Regions from separate parts of the Homo sapiens genome. Here region 1 is linked to region 2. A link is an interaction called in ENCODE POLR2A ChIA-PET data of the cell type or tissue named here. Cell type or tissue: GM12878. All regions are shown on one strand. Each heading gives the region's core, and the rest is flanking DNA. Links, peaks and the distances in the headings are about the cores only.

Region 1 (5,000 bases), core at 1-5,000, 110 kb before region 2:
CCAGGTTTGGTTTCCTCTCAGATAGGCTGCTGTCCGGATTAAGCGAGATAACCCATGGCAGGGTCTCAATACAGTACCTGGCACATGAAAACGCTAATGTATGACCCACCATTATTAGCAGTCAACTCGTGATTTACCACAGACATATTTACAGCATAGGAAAGTTTTGTTTTAGAGCAAAGATAGTCTGAGTAAGACGAGTAGGTAAGACCTGGAGAAAGCTGTACTACACTTCACAAAAAAATATTTCTCATTCACTTGGAAAGCATTATTCTTAAGGTATGTTAGAAACTAAACTTAACAATGATAAACACAACAGCCAGAACCAAAAATGCTAATTCATAAAAATCAATTCTAGTTCTTCGCGAACCTTGTCCAATATATACTTTGGTCAGAGTAACTTCTTCTTAGCCTTCCGTCTGTAATCACTTTTGGAAACCACTCCTCACTTGCAAACAGTCAGCTCTAGACAACTGTTTAGATTGCTAAGCTTTCTTTGCTTCTATGACACTGCGTACTGTTGCACCCACCTTGGAGAATTCCCTCCATCCATCTACTTCCAGTGGATATCACTAACTTAGCTCAGATGTAAGATCTCCCCAAAAGTGACCATGCAATCAACCCACCTCTGAGTTTATTCATTCATTCAACAAAGATTTAGTGAGACACCTACTATATGCCAGGTACTGTACCAGGTGCTAGAGATGCAGAGGAGAATAAAACAGGTACCTCTTTTCTGTGTTCTCATAAGGACCTGTTCCTTCCTCATCAGAACACAAACCACTCTGATTCCCAATTTCCTAATTACTTTTCCATAACCCCTCAGAGACTCTAAGCAACCTGGGGGCAGGGACCATAGCGGATCTGATTTTCACTGTATCACACTGTTTTGAATAATAAGTCATGGAAAAAAATTGAAATAGAACAAGGTGTGTGCACAGAATAGCCACAATACAACTATCCGCAGTCAGAGAGACTCATGCATAGCAAATTCTGAAGTGTGTAAAGCCACAGACTTTACAGGTCACTGAGACTCCCATCTGTGCAGAATACAGCCTGCCACTGAGGTCCTGGCTGCATCTAGAGCTTGATCCAAATTATATGATACAGATATGAAATCATATGATACAGATGTAAAATACATATTTTCACAAATACATATTGTATTTTCATTACAAATATATCTAAAGTAAGGAAGAATAAAACTGCACACAGATTAGCTAAAATGGAAATTTCTTAGGTGAAATGCACCAATTCCATACTCGAACTACTATAACTCACCCAATATGAAACAGATAATTTAAACAGCCCTGTAACTGTTAACGAAACACTTTGGAATTTAAAATCTAGAAAAAAACATCTCTAGGCCCAGATGGTTTTACTGGAGAATTCTATCAAATGTTTAAAAAAGAATTAATACCAGTTTTACACAGTCCCTTCCAGAAAACAGAAGAGGAAGGAATATTTCTCAATTCAATAAAGGGAGTGTTCCAGACTTAAGGAGACTAAAGAGACATGCGAACTAAATGCAACCTATGATTCCAAACTGGACCCTGTTGCTAAAAAGGACTTGATGTGATAACTGGTAAAACTTTAAGTCTGAAGATTGGATGATAGAAATTTACTACTTTCCTAATTTTGATGGTCATTTTGAGATTACACAGAAGAATGTCCTTTTTTGTAGGAAATATCACAAAAGTATCCAGAAGTGATGGAGCAGTGAGTCAGCAACTTACTCTCAAATGGTTCAGGAAAACATTCTCTAAATTGTACTTGGAACTTTTCTGTGAATTTAATATTGTTTTAAAATAAAGAAAAATTATTTCTGAAAAAGATAATATAGGAAGATATCTTTACAATCAATCTCAGCATACAGAAGACTTTCCTAAACTAGGTACAAAAATATCACAAATCATGAATAAAATGTTACAATTTCAATCACATGGAAATTAAGAACTATGAATAGAATATTATTTAGCTTTTACAAGGAAAGAAATTCTGACTTTTATGAGGTCCCATAACATACCTCACATGTGAAAACATAAATGAACCTTGAAAACATATGCTAAGTGAAATTAAACCAGTCACAAAAAGACAAACACTATAGGTTTCCACTTACACGAAGTATCTAGAACAGTCAACTTCACAGAAACAAAAGGCCAGGGGTTGGGGTGAGGGGAAAATAGGGAGTTGCTTAATGAATATGCAGCTTCAGTTCTGCAAAATGAAAAAGTTCTGGGGATCTACTGCTCAACACTGTGAATATACTTATCACTACTGAGCTGTGTGCACTTAAAGATGGTTACGATGGCAAATTTCATGTTTATTACCACATACATACATACGTTTGTGGTTAACACTACGAAGAAAGCAAGGAAATGATTAACACAATATTCCAGAAGTCATTCCTCTCTGGGATGGGGTCTAGAAAGGGCATGCAGGGAGCTTAAAAGGGTGTTCCTTAAGTGGGAGCGCAAGTGGCTTTCATCATCCTCTAAAAGCATACATTCTCTTGCAAATCTAATTTCCCAAATCAACTCCCCAGAAAAGGGAGGATGTACTAGTACAGAAAGCTCTAAAAATAAATAAAGAACTAGGGGGGAGGGAAGGGAAGAGAAAAAACCATAAATTCTTCCAATATTATTAACTTAAAATTCTCTTTTCTGAATAATAATCAATTTCCACAACAACTTAAAGTTATAAGTGGTATTGGCCAAATTTTATTTAATTTTACATAACTACCTTTTAAATAGGGAGCCAAATAATATCAATCCTTCAGCCTCCCTATCTTCATTACCAAAACAGGAGGAGTCAGACAGGAAAGCCAGTCGCCCCCAATGGTCTGAACAAGGGGAAGCAGAAAGAGGGGCTGAGGGCCAGTGTTCTCCTGGAGAAAGAGAAAGAAAAGCTGGCGGCTACACAGAATGCAGCTTGTTCAGAGGCCTCCCACTCCTGACTAGTTTCCCTCTAAGAAAAAAATGTAAGGCTCAAAATATATGCATATAGTTCCTCAGGGGAAAAAAAAAACTAAAATGTCTAGTTCCTTTTCTCAACGGCTTTAAGATATGCAAATCAAATTCTTCATCTTCCACTGCTCAACTGGCTATATTAGCTGAGAGTTAGGTCAGACACAGACAGGTCACACTGATGCTGATTGAAAAATGATCTACCTTTTACCGTTTTTTCACAATGCTTTCAGGGGAAAAGAAAGTTTGATTTAAATTTTTTTCATCATTCGAATCAAATTACCACAGGTTCTTTATTCTATCAAACTAACTTCTTATTCTGAAAATACATGGAATTCTTTAAAGATAAAATGTGTGACCCCCAAATAGAATATTGAGACCTAATCTATACCGGAACTCCAGACTCACATCTTCAATGGTCTACATGTTTATACCTCAAAGTCTAACAAACATCTGAAACTTAACACAGCCCAAAGGAAAACCTTTCATATCCACCCTTCCCATGCTCCAAAAGCCACTTCTTTTCCAGTCCTCCCCGCCCTGTCCCCTAGCTTCCCATAATTATCTGCCCTAGCTGCTTAGGCCAAAAACTTAGGAAGCGTCATCCTTCAGTCTTCTCTTTTTCTCATAACCACATTCAATCCACCAGTAAGTCATATCAGTTCTACCTTCAAGTATATGCCAAATGAGGCCACTCTGCACCACACCCGCCATGACCACCATCACCGAGCCTAGACTACTGTGACCACAAGCCAACTCCCCTCCCTGATTCAACTCTTGCCCTCCACACAGTAATGAGAGCTTCTTCAGAGGTAAACCAGAGTAGCTAATTCCTCTATTCAAAGCATCCACAGCTTACCCCTATGCATAGGCTGCTCAGAATGGCTTCTTCCAAAGAATGCAATATGGAAAGTGGGAGTAAAAAGAGAAACTTTACAGTGGAGAAATCTGACAGACACTGCCTCAGCCAGGTGATCAAATTAACATCAAGAGTGATCAGTCACACTCAAAGTACATACCCTTGGAATGATGTGATGAAAACAACACTTCATCTTTGTGGTCTTCCTCTCAAACACCCATAAGCACAGACTCATGAGAAAAACATTCAATAAATCCCACTGGAGAGATTCTACAAAATCCATGACCAGTTATCCTCAAAGCAGACAAGGTCACCAAAAAAAAAAAAAAAAAAAAGTAAAGTCTAAGAAACTGCCTCAGTCTGGAGGAAGCTAAGGAGACACAATGACTAAATGTAATATGGGCCAGGCATGGTGGCTCATATCTATAATCCCAGCACTTTGGGAGGCTGAGGCAGGCTGATCACTTGCGAGACCAGCCTGGGCAACATAGTGAAATCCCCTCTCTCCAAAAAATACAAAATTAGCCGTGCCTGGTGGCGCATGCCTGTAGTCCCAGCTACTCAGGAGACTGAGGTGGGAGGATCACTTAAGCCCAAGAGGTCAAGTCTGCAGTGAGCCGTGATCACATGACTGCACTCTAGGCTGGGGGAGACAGGGCGAGATTCTGTCTTTAAAAAAAAAAAAGTAATACGGTAGCCTGCATAAGATCCAGGAACACAAAAGGACTCTATAGACTGAATGTCTGTTTCCCCCCAAAATTCATATGTTGAAGCCCTTACCCCAATGTGATGGCATTTGGAGATGGGGCCTTTGGAAGGTAATTTGGATTCCATGAGGTTGTGAAGGTAGGTAGGGCCCTGGCCTGACTGGATTAGTGCCCTTATAAAAAGAGACACAGAGGGCTTGCTCTCTCTTTCGCCAAGAACGCATCTAGAAAAGACCACGCGAGCACACCCCCAAGTGGTGGCTGTCTGCAAGGCAGGAAGAGAGCCCTCACCAGAACCCAACCATGCTGGCACCTGGATCTCAGACTTACAGCCTCTGGATCTGCGAGAAAATAAATTTCTGTTGTTTAATCCACACAGTCTATGGTTTTTGTTATGACAGCTAACTAATACAGACCTTAACCTTAAGTAAAAACTAAAGAAATCTATCAAATAAAGTATAGAGTTTA
Region 2 (8,947 bases), core at 1,510-6,509:
TTCTACTTATGGAATGGATTCTTATGTGTGGTGTAAGGTAGTGACCAGGTTTCATTGTATTTTACCCATCACCGTTTGTTGAAAAGCCATCCTGTCTCCCGCTGCTCTGCTGTGGTGCTTTTGACACCAATCAAGTGTTCCTGTATGTGTGGGTCTTGTGGACTTTCTGTTTTGTTCTGATCATCTATTTGCCTCTCCTGTGTCAATACCACCTTGAAGTCTTTCCGAAGGCTTGGCATCCAGTTGAGAAATCCTTTCAATTTTGTTCTTTTTCAAAAATTGCTTGGTTATTTGAGACCTTTTGCATTATCATATAACTTTTAGAATCAACTTTGCATTTTTGCAAAATACCTACTGGATTTTTATTGAGATTGCATTGCATTGGAATAGATCAATTTGAGAACTGACATCTTGAGATAATTGAACTTTTAGTCCACAAACATCTCTCCATTTATTTAGGTCTTCTTTTATATTTTTATTATTTATTTACTTAGAGACAGAGTCTTACTCTGTTGCCCAGGCTGGAGTGCAGTGGCAATATCTCAGTTCACTGCAACCTCTACCTCTTGGGTTCAAGAGATTCTCGTGCCTCAGCCTCCTGAGTAGCTAGGATTACAGGGGTTCACCACCACGCCCAGCTAATTTTTGTATTTTCAGTAGAGAGAGGGTTTCCCCATGTTGGCCAGTCTGGTCTCGAATTCCCGACCTCAGGTGATCTGCCCGCTTTGGCCTCCCAAAGTGCTGGGATTACAGGCGTGAGCCACCCTGCAGGCTTTCTTTTATATTTTTAATAATGTTTTGTCGTTTTCAGCATAGAATTCTTGAAGATGTTTGTTAGATTTATTTCTAACAAAATTATTTGTTAGGTAAGATGTTTAAGTTTTATCTTTTAAAATGTAATTCATAATTGTAGTTTTATACAACTGATTTTTGTTAATTGGCTGTTTCCAACAACTTTGCTAAATTCACTTTTTTTTTTTTTAGATGGAGTCTCGCTCTGTCACCCAGGCTGGAGTGCAGTGGCGCAATCTCGGCTCACTGCAACCTCTGCCTCCTGGGTTCAAGCAATTCTCATGTCTCAGCCTCCTGAGTAGCTGGGATTACAGATGCCCACCACCAAATCTGGCTTATTTTTGTATTTTTAGTACAGATGGGGTTTCACCATGTTGCCCAGGCTGGTCTCAAACTCCTGACCTCAGGTGATCCACCCGCTTTGGCCTCCCGAAGTGCTGGGATTACAGGTGTGAGCCACTGCTCCCAGCCTAAATTCACTTATTAAATCTAATAGTTTATCTGTCTCTGTCTTATTCTGTTCTTAGAAGAAACATTTACAAAAATTCACCTTTATACACGTGCTGTGGATTTTAAAAATAAATACATTTTTATTGGATTAAGGAAGTTCCCTTCTATTACCAGTGCTAAGAATTGTTTTATTAATGCATGTTGCATTTTATCACATGCTGTTCCCACATTTATTGAGAAAACTGTGTTTTTCTTCTTTATTCCATTAATGTGGTAAAGAATTATTCAATGATGCTGGGCGCTGTGACTCCCACCTGTAATCCCGGCACTTTGAGAGGCCAAGGCAGGTGGATCACGTGGTCTGAAGTTCAAGACCAGCCTGGCCAAGATGGTGAAACCCTGTCTCTACTCAAAACACAAAAATTAGCCGGGCGGGGTGGCAGGCGCCTGTAATCCCAGCTACTTGAGAGGCTGAGGCAGGAGAATTGCTTAAACCCGGGCGACAGAGGTTGCAGTGAGCCAAGGCCTCACCACTGCACTGCAGCCTAGGCAACAGAGTGAGACTCTGCCTCAAAAAACAAAAGAAAAAGAAAATAGAACTATTCAATGATGAATCAACTTTGCTTTCCTGGAATAAATCCAATTTGGTTGTGATGTATTCTGTTTTTTACATAATACTTTATTTTGGTTTGCTAATATTTTACTTAGGATCTTTGCATTTATCTCTTTGAATTAAATGGGTCTCTAATTTTCCTTTCTTGTAATGTTTTTATCAAATTTGGGAATCAGGTTCTTCTGGTGTCATAGAAATCTTGAGGAATCTTTTCTCTGTTTTCTAAGAGTTATGTAAAATTGATGATATTTCTTTCATAAATGTTTAGTAGCATTCACTTAAGAAGCCATCTGGATCTGGATTATTCTTTATGGGAAGGTTTTTATTTTTTTATTTTATTTTATTTTTTTGAGATGGAGTCTCGCTCTGTCACCCAGGCTGGAGTGCAGTGGCACGATCTTGGCTCACTGCAACCTTTGCCTCCTGGGTTCAAGTGATTCTTCTGCCTCAGCCTCCTGAGTAGCTGGGACTACAGGTGCGCACCACCACACCGAGCTAATTTTTGTATTTTTAGTTGAGATGGGGCTTCTCCACATTGGCCAGGCTGGTTTCGAACTCCTGACCTCGTGATCCACCTGCCTCAGCCTCCCAAAGTGCTGGGATTATAGGCGTGAGCCACTGCGCCTGGCCATGGGAAGGTTTTTAAATGCTGTATTTAATTATTAAGATTTTCTATTTATTCTTGTGTCCATTCTGGTAACTTTTACTTTTCTAGGAATTTATACATTTCATCAAAACTTCCAAATTTACTGGCATAAAGTTGCTAATAATGTCCTCTTATTTTTTTTAATTTTAATTTTTTTTCTTTTTTTGAGATGGAGTCTTGCTCTGTCGCCCAGGCTGGAATGCAGTGGCATGATCTCGGCTCACTGCAAGCTCCACCTCCCGGGTTCAGGCCATTCTCCTGCCTCAGTCTCCCAAGTAGCTGAGACTATAGGCGCCCACCACCACGCCCACCTAATTTTTTGTATTTTTAGTAGAGACGGGGTTTCACTGTGTTAGCCAGGATGGTCTCGATCTCCTGACCTCGTGATCCGCCCGCCTCAGCCTCCCAAAGTGCTGGGATTACAGGCGTGAGCCACCACACCCGGCCAATGTCCTCTTATTTTTTAAAAAAATGCCTTTAAAATATTTCTAGCAATCATCGTTTTCATTCCAGATACAGTTATTTGTGCTACCTCTGTTCTTTTTTATCAGCCTATCAGGAATTTATCAATTAGTGTTTCCAAATAACCAATTTTGGTTTTGTTCATCCTCTATTGTAAATTTGTTTTGTATTTAATGAAGATTTACTCATCTCTTTACTATTTATTTTCTTCTACTTTCTTTGGATTTAATTTGTAGTTCTTTTTCTAACTTCTTTTTTTTGAGATGGGGTCTCGCTCTTGTCACCCAGCTGGAGTGCAGTGGTGCGATCTTGGCTCATTGCAACCTCCACCTCCAGGGTTCAAGTGATTCTTCTGCCTCAGCCTCCCAAGTAGCTGGGATTACAGGTGCCTGCCACAACATTCGGCAATTTTTTATTTATTTATTTATTTATTTTGAGACGGAGTTTCGTTCTTGCTGCCCAGGCTGGAGTGCAGTGGCACAATCTCAGCTCACTGCAACCTCCGCCTCCCAGATTCAAGCAATTCTCATGCCTCAGCCTCCCAAGTAGCTGAGATTACAGGTGCTTGCCACCACATCCAGACTCTAACTTCTTAGATTATTTATTTTTAGCCTTTTTTCAATATATCTCCATGTAAGCATAAGTTCGGTTATACCTCACAAATTTATATTTTGAATATTTACATTTTAATTCAGTTCAAAATACATTCTAATTTCCACTGTCATTTTATCTTTAACCTGTGGTTTGTCTAGAAGTGTATTTTTAAATTTCCAGAAACACATTGGAATTTTCCAGTCATCTTTTTGTTATTTCCTAGCTTAATAATAAAAGAATATAGTCTGTGTGATTTAAATTCTTTGACATTTTAAAATACTTGTTTTATGACTCAGTGTATGATTACATTCTATAGGAAGGTCTGTATGCACTTGAACTCAATGAGTATCTGCAGCTCTTAGGGTACAACATTCTAGGTCATCTAGATCAAGTTTGTTAAACACGTTTTTCAAATCACCTATATCTGTTCTGATGTTCACCTATGTATTCTGTCACTTACTAAAAGATTTGTTAAATTGTCCTACTCTAATTATGAATTTGTTGATTTCTCTTTATAGTCTGTCCATGTTTGCTTCATATAATTTGAAGCTATGTTATTAAGGAGCACACATTTTTAAATTATTACATCTTCCTGCTGAATTGAATATTTGGTCATTATGATGCCCCTCTTTAACTCTAACAATTCTGGACTTACCGTCTACTTTGTCTGATATTAGTACGATAGCTTGAGGTTGAACAATTTCTTTCAGTTCCTATTTGGCTGTTAGTACCGTCTACTTTGTCTGATATTAGTACGATAGCTTGAGGTTGAACAATTTCTTTCGGTTCCTATTTGGCTGAGGGTTTTTGTCATAAATGGAAGCTGAATTTTGTCACATACTTTTCCTGCATTTATTGAGATGATCATAGAGTTTTTTTCCTTTTGTCTGTGGATATGAATTATGTCAACTGTCTTTTCCAGGCATGTTGTTTATTCATTCATTCATCTGGCCATTATCTGTGAGCAGTCATTGCCACCGGGCACTGTGTTGGATGTTGGAGGTGCAGTTCTGACTGTGGGGAAGGTCCCTGCCTTTGTAGAGCTGAGTCTCAGTCTACCTCTTGGGTTCTAAGGTGAGATTGCCAGGGGTCACTGGCTCTGAGATTGCCAGGGGTCATATTACTTCTGGTTTGAGGAGTGTGCTGCCCCCATGGACCTGAATCTTGCAGTTCTCTTGAACTTCCCTGGGAGAATGTGTTAAGCCCCAGGTACTCCCAGAAATGAGGCAAATCAGGAGGTCTTGGCTGGGGAAACTGAGAGCTAGCCTTGCAGCTACTACTGATAAGTTAAATTTTAACTCTGGGCTGTGATGTAATCCCTGAGGGACACAGCATCTTGTCCCTGGCTTGTCATGGCTAGAGAGTGGAGCTTATAGCCCTGGTATTCACGACTTTCTTCCCCACCCAAGAGGGAGGGGAACTAGAGCTCTTCAAAGATGTTAAAAATTAAAAACAATAACCCCACCATACTTTCTCATTAAAAAAAGAGTCACATCAAATTAGAGAAATAATACTATTAGCCAGGTGTGGTGGCACCAGCCTGCAGTCCCAGCTACTTGGGGGACTGAGGCAGGAGGACAGCTTGAGTGCAGGAGTTCAAGGCTGCAGTGAGTTGTGATCACACTGCACTTTTCAGCCTAGGCGACAGAGTGAGAGCTTGTCTCAAAAAAGAAAAAGAGAGAGAGAGAGAGAGACAGAAAGAAAGAAAGAGAGAAAGAAAGAAAGAAAGAAAGAGAGAAAGAAAGAAAGAAGGAAAGAAAGAAAGAAAGAGAGAAAGAAAGAGAGAAAGAGGAAAGAAAGAGAGCGAAAGAGAAAGAAAGAGGAAGAAAAGGAAGAGAAAGAAAGAGAGAGAGAGAGGCAGGGAGGGAGGAAGGAAAAAAGAGAACAATATCAAAAAGATGTGTTGCACCAGTCCTGGAGCTGTTGACCATAACACCCACTCTGAGGCCTCTTTTCTTAGCCTTGAAACCCCCACCGTCTCTCACCCACGTTGCTGCAACACCTTTGTAGCTGGCTTCCTGCCCCTGGTCTTCCTTCCCGCTAATTCATCCTCTCCAAACTGAGCCAGGGGCTCATCCTGAACTAAAATCTAGCCATAAAACTCCTCCACTTCAAATTTCCCACTGGCATCTCAGAACCTTCAGGATGAGCCTCAAACTCCAAGCACGATGAGTACCAGGCCTCCACGGCCCAGCTCCTGCCCCTGCCCCCACCCAGCCTCCTCTCCCCCATATCCGCCTGACCGTCTGCACCCTGCCACATGAGCCAGTGTGCCAGGACCTCATGCCCCTGCGTCTGCCCACACTGTCGTGTGCCCACCACCTGCATCTTGGTGGGCTTGACTTCCCAGCAGTGACTCTGTGCAACTGCCAGTTGAGTAGTCATTGAAACGAAGCCCAACCCTTCTTCCCACCTCACGCCCACCACAGTCACCTGACTACTGGATTCAGGCTCGGGTTGACCACATACTTACTGAGCGCTAAGACCCTGGCTAGAACCCTCCACACACATCATGTGGATCGGTGACGTTCGGAGCTGCGCGGTGCCAGAGCAGGGTCTCAGAACTAGAGCAGCTCAAGCAACCCAGGCTCCGCTGGCTTCCTCCTGACGGGATGCTTGGCTCCTGCTGTGGAGCTGCAGAAGTGCGCGGCTACCCAGCAGGCGGGGCTCCTGACCTGCCAGCACTCTTGGCAGTTCTCTGTGACCCTGAAGTCCTCCTTTGTGAGAGTTGGAGGTCTGCCCCTCCAACTCAGGGCATGTAGTCCAAACCCTGAACCATCTCCTTAAATCTCTCATTCCTGCTCTGGTGTGCACAGAACTAACACTTGCTGAAAGCAGGCCTCCTCATGGGAGAATTCACACTCATGCTCCAAACCTTCAGCTATACATTGAAAACCAATGGTGCAGAGTCCCACAGCAGCAGGAGAAAAGGATGCACTGGAGGCTTGGTGGTACATACAAATTTGTACAGCAAGTCGGTATGAATAATGATATAGTGGAATATGATGATTCTTGAGCCTTCTAAAGAAAATAATACTAGCCAGGCACAGTGGCTAACGCCTGTAATCCCAGCACATTGGGAGGCTGAGGTGGGCAGATTACCTGAGGTCAGGAGTTCGAGACCAGCCTGGCCAACATGGTGAAACCCCGTTTCTACTAAAAATACAAAAATTAGCTGGGCATGGTGGCGCATGCCTGTAATCCCAGCTACTCGAGAGGCTGAGGCAAGAGAATTGCTTGAGCCCGGGAGGCGGAGGTTGCAATGAGCTGAGATTGTGCCACTGCACTCCAGCCTGGCCAACAGAGTGAGACCCTGTCTCAAAAAATAATAGTAATAATAATATATGTTCTTCTCTTGCTTCTCAAACGAAGGTACCTATGTGCCCTGCGGATTTGGGGAGCCAGGCCAGAGAGTGGATGTGTATCTTCCTGAGGGGTTAACTTCACTCAAAGATTTGAGGTGAAACCAGTACCTTAACTGGTCAGTCGGTGACTGAAAACAGTCCTTCTATAGAATAGCAAACATGGGTACGTTCAAGAGTAGGATGCAGACTCTGCACAGATCCTAAAGCTACGTTGGGAAACGTCAGAGAAACGCAGCTGCTTTGGGAACTTGGATATCCTTCTCTGCAGTTAGGGGAGTGGGGCAGGAAGGACGCTGGCGCTGGCCGGTGCCGTGTGCACAGCTCTCCCCGAGCCTCTGGTGGATGGAGACAGGTGGGCCCGTAGGTGGAACTGCCCATTCCCCGAGAATGAACACTTCTGCCTGTTATTCTTGTCATTCATGCCTTTTTAAACTCTGCAGGCTGAAACCATGCAAGTAGACAGAATCCAGCCCACGCCTGTAGCCCTAATGCTGCCCTGACGTGGTCTGGATTTGGGTTTGGGAAGCGCCAGTGCCCCTGCCCCCGGGTCCTCCACATACACACACACCACCACCCCTGCCACCACCCCTGCCACCACCCCTGCCACCACCCTGCCCCTGTCGGGCTGACAGCTGAGAGATCGGGAAGTGCTCCCTGCGGCCGCCCAGGCCTGCTTGATATTCCGGAGAGGGCGGCAGCAGCGTTCAGAATCCTTAGATGAACCTGCCTGGCGGCGCCGGAGGCCGGAGGGCGCTTGGCAGAACCGCCAGGAAGCGAAATAACAAACAGTCTCCAAAAAGCCCACAGCTCATTGAGCCCGGGAAGCGCATGGCCTCTGCTGCCCCCACCCTGTGGAGAAGCTCAAGGGGCAAGAAAGAGGAGGAAGCTGATGGGGGGCGGGGCACGCATCTCCTAAGCAGGCCCGCCCCGTCCAGAGGGGCCTGAGGGGCCCAGCCAGCCCCACAGGAGGCCCGACCAGGGCCTCAGAACCACCCCGGGGCCTGCTTGCTGGTTGGGCAGGGCCCACCCTCACGGTGCCAGTAGCTCTGCGCGATGATAAAGGGGTGCTCAGGCCTCAGGGTCAGATCCCTAGAGAGTGACCTCTGAAGTGAGGGAGGGGAGGAGAAGGAACTCAGAAGGAAGTGGCAGAGAGGCCAGACACACTGCTGGTCTCCCCCATTTCCTGGGAGACTCGCCTTGTGGGAACAGAGCAAATCAGGTTAACATCGCCAAGGGAGGGGATCAGAGAGGTGTCTGGGCCAGGGCCTCTCCACACTGAGGAATCAGCTGCGGCCCGCAGAGAGGCAGGGTTTTCCCTTGGTGGCACAGGCAGACACATACCCGGCCCCACAGTGGTCTCCTCCATCTGGGGTCCCATCAGAGCCATCGCTCCCTCCTGGAGTTCCGCTCAGTGGCCTGCCCCAGGGGGCCCCCGCACAGCCACAGGGCTGTGGGAAGGGAATGGTCCAGGCAGGCCGGTCAGGCCGGCTCCCCCAGATCCCTTGGCTCCCCCCAGGAGCTGGCTTCTCACTCCTCACAGACAACAAGGGCGCTATGAGATGTCATCAGAGATGCCACCAAACACCACAGGCAAGGGACCCGTCACTCAGCCCGGGCTGCTGAACGTGCTGAGGCGGCTCTGATATGCCCAGAAAGTGCCCAAGCAGGTGACACTTGGGCCAGGACAGGCACACGGAGATGACCTCCCACTGCCTCCCCAAGGATGACCCTGCTACTCTGACTGAGAGGGTCTTCAGGTCAAGGGCGGGGAGGGTGGCAACAGACACCAAAGCCGAGGGCTCTGAGCAGGCTCAGAAGCCGGGTGTGGAGCGGGAGGGTGGGGGCGCAGTGGCAGGGGCTGCTGCAGGGCCAGCTGTGCCAGCAGGGGTGGGGGCAGGGGCTCAGCGGAGCCGGAGTGCCAGGAGCTAAAGACCACCCACGCCCTCTTCTCGGAGGGCGAGCAGGCCAGGGAGAGCGACTTAAGCCACATGAACTTTCCCATTATCCCTGAAGGAGCGGGGTTCT

The links. ChIA-PET counts read pairs that join two places held together with the same protein. Peaks named below come from ENCODE experiments on the same cell type or tissue, not always from the same donor. Only the 100,000 strongest peaks of a DNase experiment are listed, where the experiment ranks them.
Region 1: POLR2A ChIA-PET joins it to region 2 with 6 read pairs; 1 of 35 experiments calls an interaction of 5 or more read pairs at or near these places.

What each region holds. Positions count from the first base shown.
Region 1 is chr2:8,982,068-8,987,067 of GRCh38, forward strand. The region is part of intron 1 of MBOAT2 (membrane bound glycerophospholipid O-acyltransferase 2); the gene reads right to left. Among named protein-coding and RNA genes, the nearest start is that of MBOAT2, 19 kb to the right of the region's middle. In GM12878, for the core only: a CTCF peak has its summit at 4,788; DNase peaks (open chromatin) are centred at 2,194, 3,012 and 3,690; H3K4me3 peaks cover 1,669 bases; H3K27ac peaks cover 1,407 bases.
Region 2 is chr2:9,088,190-9,097,136 of GRCh38, forward strand. No RefSeq gene overlaps it. Among named protein-coding and RNA genes, the nearest start is that of MBOAT2, 89 kb to the left of the region's middle. In GM12878, for the core only: no CTCF peak of the experiment used is centred there; a DNase peak (open chromatin) is centred at 4,532; H3K4me3 peaks cover 577 bases; H3K27ac peaks cover 924 bases.